Regions from separate parts of the Homo sapiens genome. Here region 2 is linked to region 1. A link is an interaction called in ENCODE POLR2A ChIA-PET data of the cell type or tissue named here. Cell type or tissue: endothelial cell of umbilical vein. All regions are shown on one strand.

Region 1 (2,500 bases):
GAGATGGCAAATCCAGTGATAGAATTTTATTTATTTATTTATTTGTTAAGACACAGGGTCTTGCTCTATTGCCCAGGCTGGAGTTGCAGAGGCAGAATCATAGCTCACTATAACCTCAAACTCCTGGCCTCAAGGGATCCTCTCACCTTGGCCTCCCAAAGCCCTGGGATTACAGGCATGCATCACCATGCCTGGCCAGTGATAGAATTTGCTAACAGTAATTGGCAGAGTGGAGTGGGTTGCCATGGAATGATCAGGTTGGATCAGAGTTTATCAGACTGAGTTTGTAGGCATGATCTCAGGGGCTGTGCATTCTCTTACAAGCACATTCTGGATCATCTGGAGGAGCCCCTGCGATTATGTTTAATCCTCTTTTGGCTCTAGGTTGTCTTTTATTGTCACAGACTAATGAGAAAAAGAAAAGAAGGAGTGGGATTTAATATATGCACGATGCATTGAAGACCAGGGAAAGCCAGATGACCGCCAGGCACTCAATAGAGTCAGAAAGGTTTCAGACTGAATAGAAAAAAATAGAAAAGTATACATAAACAGACCTCAAAAGAACCTATGAGGGGCTGGACATGGTGGCTCACACCTGTAATCTCAGCACTTTGGGAAGCCAAGGTGGGAGGGATCTCTTGAGCCCAGGAGTTTGAGACCAGCCTGGGCAGCATAGGGAGATCACATCTCTATAAAAAGTTTAAGAATTAGCCAGGCATGGTGGACTACTACAAGCCTGTGGTCCCAGCTACTTGGAAAGCTGCGGTGCGAGGATCACTTGAGCCTGGGAGGTCAATGTTGCAGTGAGTGGTGATCACAACACTGCACTCCAGCCTGGACAACACAGCAAGACCCTGTCTCAAAAAAAAAAAAAAAAAAAAAAGAAGAAGAAGAACCTGCTAGGCCCTAGGCCCTTGTGCCATATTAGGTGATTTTTTTTGTTTCAGCAAATCAACATCATCTTTTGCATTAAATTAACATCGCTAATTTCAATTGCATTGGTTTTGTGGTCCTATTTGTATTTAGTTTGTAGATGTGTTGATTGCAAAATAGGCCCTGTAGTTGTCTGAGAATTATAACCATAAGGAGTTAATACCTAGTTTTATGATTGTAGTATTAGTCATGTTATAATAAAAGTAATTTAGGTCAACCCAATTTGGAAAAACACTGAGTCATGCCTGAAGATCTTTTACTTCCTCTAGCCCCAAGTGTCTGCGATTATGCAAATCATGTGTAACAGTTGTGTGGCTATTACTGCAATATTGTTTGGGATATAGAAATCAAAATCTTTCACAGATTTAGCTTGTTTTAGCACAGTCTAGGTTCTCTTTGCAAGGGCCTGCAGCCTCCGTTTTGGGAACTTGAGTCCAATTCTGTTACCCAGCAATCAGAGAGATTGCTAACTAAACTTTATTCTAAGTTTAACACAGTTGGTTGTGTTCTTGTTAACCTCAGAGAGGCCTCTTTTTCCTGAAAGTTAACTGGTCCCGTTATTTGAAAGGAAATTTTAAGAACCTGAACACCTATAGGATTCAGATTCTATTAAAAAGCAAAGGTATACTTTGGGAATGGAGGGGTGGGGAAAGACAGAGAAACTAAAAATAATCTTCCCGTATAAGAGCTTGAAGTGGATCTACCCTAATTATTGCCTCGCTTGTTTTCCTTTTGCAGATATTTTTCCCACTTTTATATCATCTCAGTGCTGTGGAATGGCTTCCTGCTTTGGTGCCTTACTCAATCTCTGTTCCTGGGAGCACCTTTTCCAAGCTGGCTTCATGGTTTGCTCAGAATTCTCGGGGCGGCACAGTTCCAGGGTAAGGACTCCCTGGGCTTATGACAACGCTGCATCCCGTTTCTGTTGTTCCTGTCTGCAAGGGAGCAGTTTTTGGCATTTTGTCTCCTCTCTCGGCACCTCCTCAGAAGGGCCTGGGAAGTGGAGGATGAGGGCAAAAAAGAGCTTTGCACGGTTCATTGCCGGATGGCCAAAAGGATGTCCCTAAGCCCTTCCCTGAGAAGGAGACAGAGCCAAGAGTTAGCGCTCCTGACTTCCCAGCAAGTGCTGTGTTGTGTGCAGAACTGGCTGCCCTCCCTCTGGTATTTTTAGTACTGTTGATAAATTTATGAAGAAGTCTTTACACAAAAGGGGGAAAGCTTTTAGGATCTGTCAGGTTTGTCTGGAAACATTTATCATTTATACTGTTCCAACCAAACTCATGACTTAGAACTCCAGAAATGTGATTTAAAAATTACTTTTTCTGTCGGGTGCGGTGGCTCACGCCTGTAATCCCAGCACTTTGGGAGGCCAAGGCGGGCAGATCACAAGGTCAGGAGATCGAGACCATCCTGGCTAACACGGTGAAACCCTGTCTCTACTAAAAATACAAAAAAAAGTTAGCTGGGCATGGTGGCGGGCACCTGTAGCCCCAGCTACTCGGGAGGCTGAGGCAGGAGAATGGCATGAACCCGAGAGGCGGAGCTTGCAGTGAGCTGAGATCGGGCC
Region 2 (2,500 bases), 360 kb before region 1:
ACACAACTTATGAATATCATCCTCATGAAGATTGGCTAATCAAATGTTTCTCCCTGCATTCTGCCAAGAATTTAATTAAAAATGGCTTTGATGGTGTGTATCCAAGGAAAACTAATTCCTGGTTTTAACTAAGGAATAAATGAATACTTAAAGCAGGTTGCTATGATGGACCAGGAGTGCACAAGTAGAGTTTTGTTTTGTTTTGTTTTGTTTTTTGTTTTTGTTTTTGTTTTTTTGAGATGGAGTTTTGCTTTTGTTGCCCAGGCTGGAGTGCAATGGCACAGTCTCGACTCACTGCAACCTCCACCTCCTGGGTTCAAGCGATTCTCTTGCCTCAGCCTTCCAAGTAGCTGAGATTACAGGCGCCCACCACCATGCCCAGCTAATGTTTTTTGTATTTTTAGTAGAGACAGGGTTTCACTATGTTGGCCAGGCTGGTCTCGAACCCCTGGCCTTAGGTAATCCACCTGCCTCGGCCTCCCAAAGTGCTGGGATTACAGGCATGAGCCACTGCACCCAGCCACAAGTAGGATTTTGACACATTGAACTGGTTTGCATGCCAAATCTAGTCAATGGCTTAAATAAGTTGTTGAGAAAGATGTTTCTTTGGTGCAAAGAATACAGAATAAGAAAAGTGAAAATATTTGATTCAACAAACTTTTTGAGAGTTACCTATCAAATACTCCATGGAAAGCAATACTGCTCAGACCACTACAGTCGCCTTGCATTAAGCATCTCATGATCTCCATTTCAATCATAATACTTCTTCAGATGAATTTTATTCATGTATTTCATTCCACTCTTACCTGATTCCCTATAGTGTCTTTGTATTATTGCCTTGGACTGCAGCTATGCTTTGGTGGCAAGAATGTAGCCTGTGTTCAAGATCAACTTGAACAGGTTAAACTTTTCAATTGGCTGCATAAAGTTTGGCAGGCACTTAATCTGTCTCAGTTTGCTCAGTTTGTTACACCACAAAATGCAGCTAGTGATACCTACCTATTGGGTTGCTATGAGGGGTGAGTGTGACCATATATGGGAGTATTTCTCAATGATCAATGGCATAGGCAAGACCAGAATCAGGGTGAGATGAATGAGAAGCAACATTTAAGAGGACACCAAAAAACTACCATCAGGATAAATATTTTAATAAAATATGTTGCAGAAATCTAAATCAATGGAAAAAATCCATGATGAACAAAATACCAAAAATTCAGGCTCTGGATATGAGAATATGAGAGATATAACAGTATGTTTGATAGAGGTATAACAGACAAACATTTGACCAGTGGTCTTTCTTGCCACGTCATACGGTTTTAATCCTGTCCTTTACTTCTCAGCAGCTGGCTTCAGAGCATCCATCAGTGTCTGCCTCCTCACTATCCAGCCAGCTGGGAGCTTTTTTCTCCTTGCTATTTGCTTAAATTCTTGCTTTCTCTTCCTTGGAGTACATAGTTGCCTTTCTGACAATTTTCAACTCTTACTCTTCAAGTTCCTTTATTGTCCTGCTAGGGGTGCTCCAGTTCTTTGGAAAAACTCTCTTTTTAGCTCAGGATTTGGTGCCAAGAGTATTTTAGCCTTGTTTTTTCTGATGTTGGACTCCTGCATCAAATGCTGGCTCTTCCTCAAGATCTCAAGTTCAAGTAATGTTGCAAAAAGTGTGCACTCTCAAGTGAGCTGTTCACACAGAGTTCCATTTACTGGTCCATCTAGGTGACAAGCCAATACATACAACCTACAGATTTCATGGAAACACAAAGGCAACCAATGTCTGATTATCAGTTACATGAAGCAAGTTTAGAAGACTAGGTGATATGTCCCTGAGAGAGAGACTCTTCTCTCTGTCACTCAGGGAAGGACTCTCTTCTTCTGTTGCAAGCATGGGGCATTGATTGATTTATTAATTCATTGATTTTTCTTATCACCATCATCAGATCCCTATTTCTACCAATAATTACTACCCTTTACTGGTTATTTACTATGTGCTAGTTGCTGTGCATACATTGTTTCATTCAATCCTTGTAGCATGCTTTTGGAGTAGGAATTATTAACTTATTTAAGGATGAGGAAACCCAATCTTAGAGATGCTCTTATAGCTATCAATAATAAATTCTCTTATGTATTCACTCTACAAATATTTATAAAGTTCCTTAAATAATTGAGCTTCTGTGCTAGTATCTTTGGAAACTAAAATAGACTGGCTGAGTGCTATGGTTTGAATGCTTGAGTCGTTCCAAAATTCATGTTGAAACATAATCCCTAATGCAACAGTATTAAGAAATAGGGCATTTAGAAGGTTATTCGGCCATGAGAAATTCACCCCCTTGAATGAATTGGTGCCTTATAAAAGGGCTTGAGTGGGCACAGGCACAGCATTCCTCCCCTGTGGAGGAAGAAGTGTCCAAGGTGCCATCTTGGAAGAAGAGACGGGGACCTCACCAGACACTGAACCTGCTGGTGCCTTGATCTTGGACTTGCCAGCCTCCAGAACTGTGAGAAA

Evidence for each region. Peaks named below come from ENCODE experiments on the same cell type or tissue, not always from the same donor. Only the 100,000 strongest peaks of a DNase experiment are listed, where the experiment ranks them.
Region 2: POLR2A ChIA-PET joins it to region 1 with 8 read pairs; 1 of 35 experiments calls an interaction of 5 or more read pairs at or near these places.

Annotation. Positions count from the first base shown.
Region 1 is chr4:55,357,675-55,360,174 of GRCh38, forward strand. It overlaps SRD5A3 (steroid 5 alpha-reductase 3), which reads left to right. Exons shown (of 5, transcript NM_024592.5): 2 at 1,672-1,814. Among named protein-coding and RNA genes, the nearest start is that of SRD5A3, 13 kb to the left of the region's middle. In endothelial cell of umbilical vein, no CTCF peak of the experiment used is centred here; a DNase peak (open chromatin) is centred at 1,157; H3K27ac peaks cover 1,434 bases.
Region 2 is chr4:54,997,666-55,000,165 of GRCh38, forward strand. No RefSeq gene overlaps it. Among named protein-coding and RNA genes, the nearest start is that of KDR, 130 kb to the right of the region's middle. In endothelial cell of umbilical vein, a CTCF peak has its summit at 1,524; a DNase peak (open chromatin) is centred at 1,556.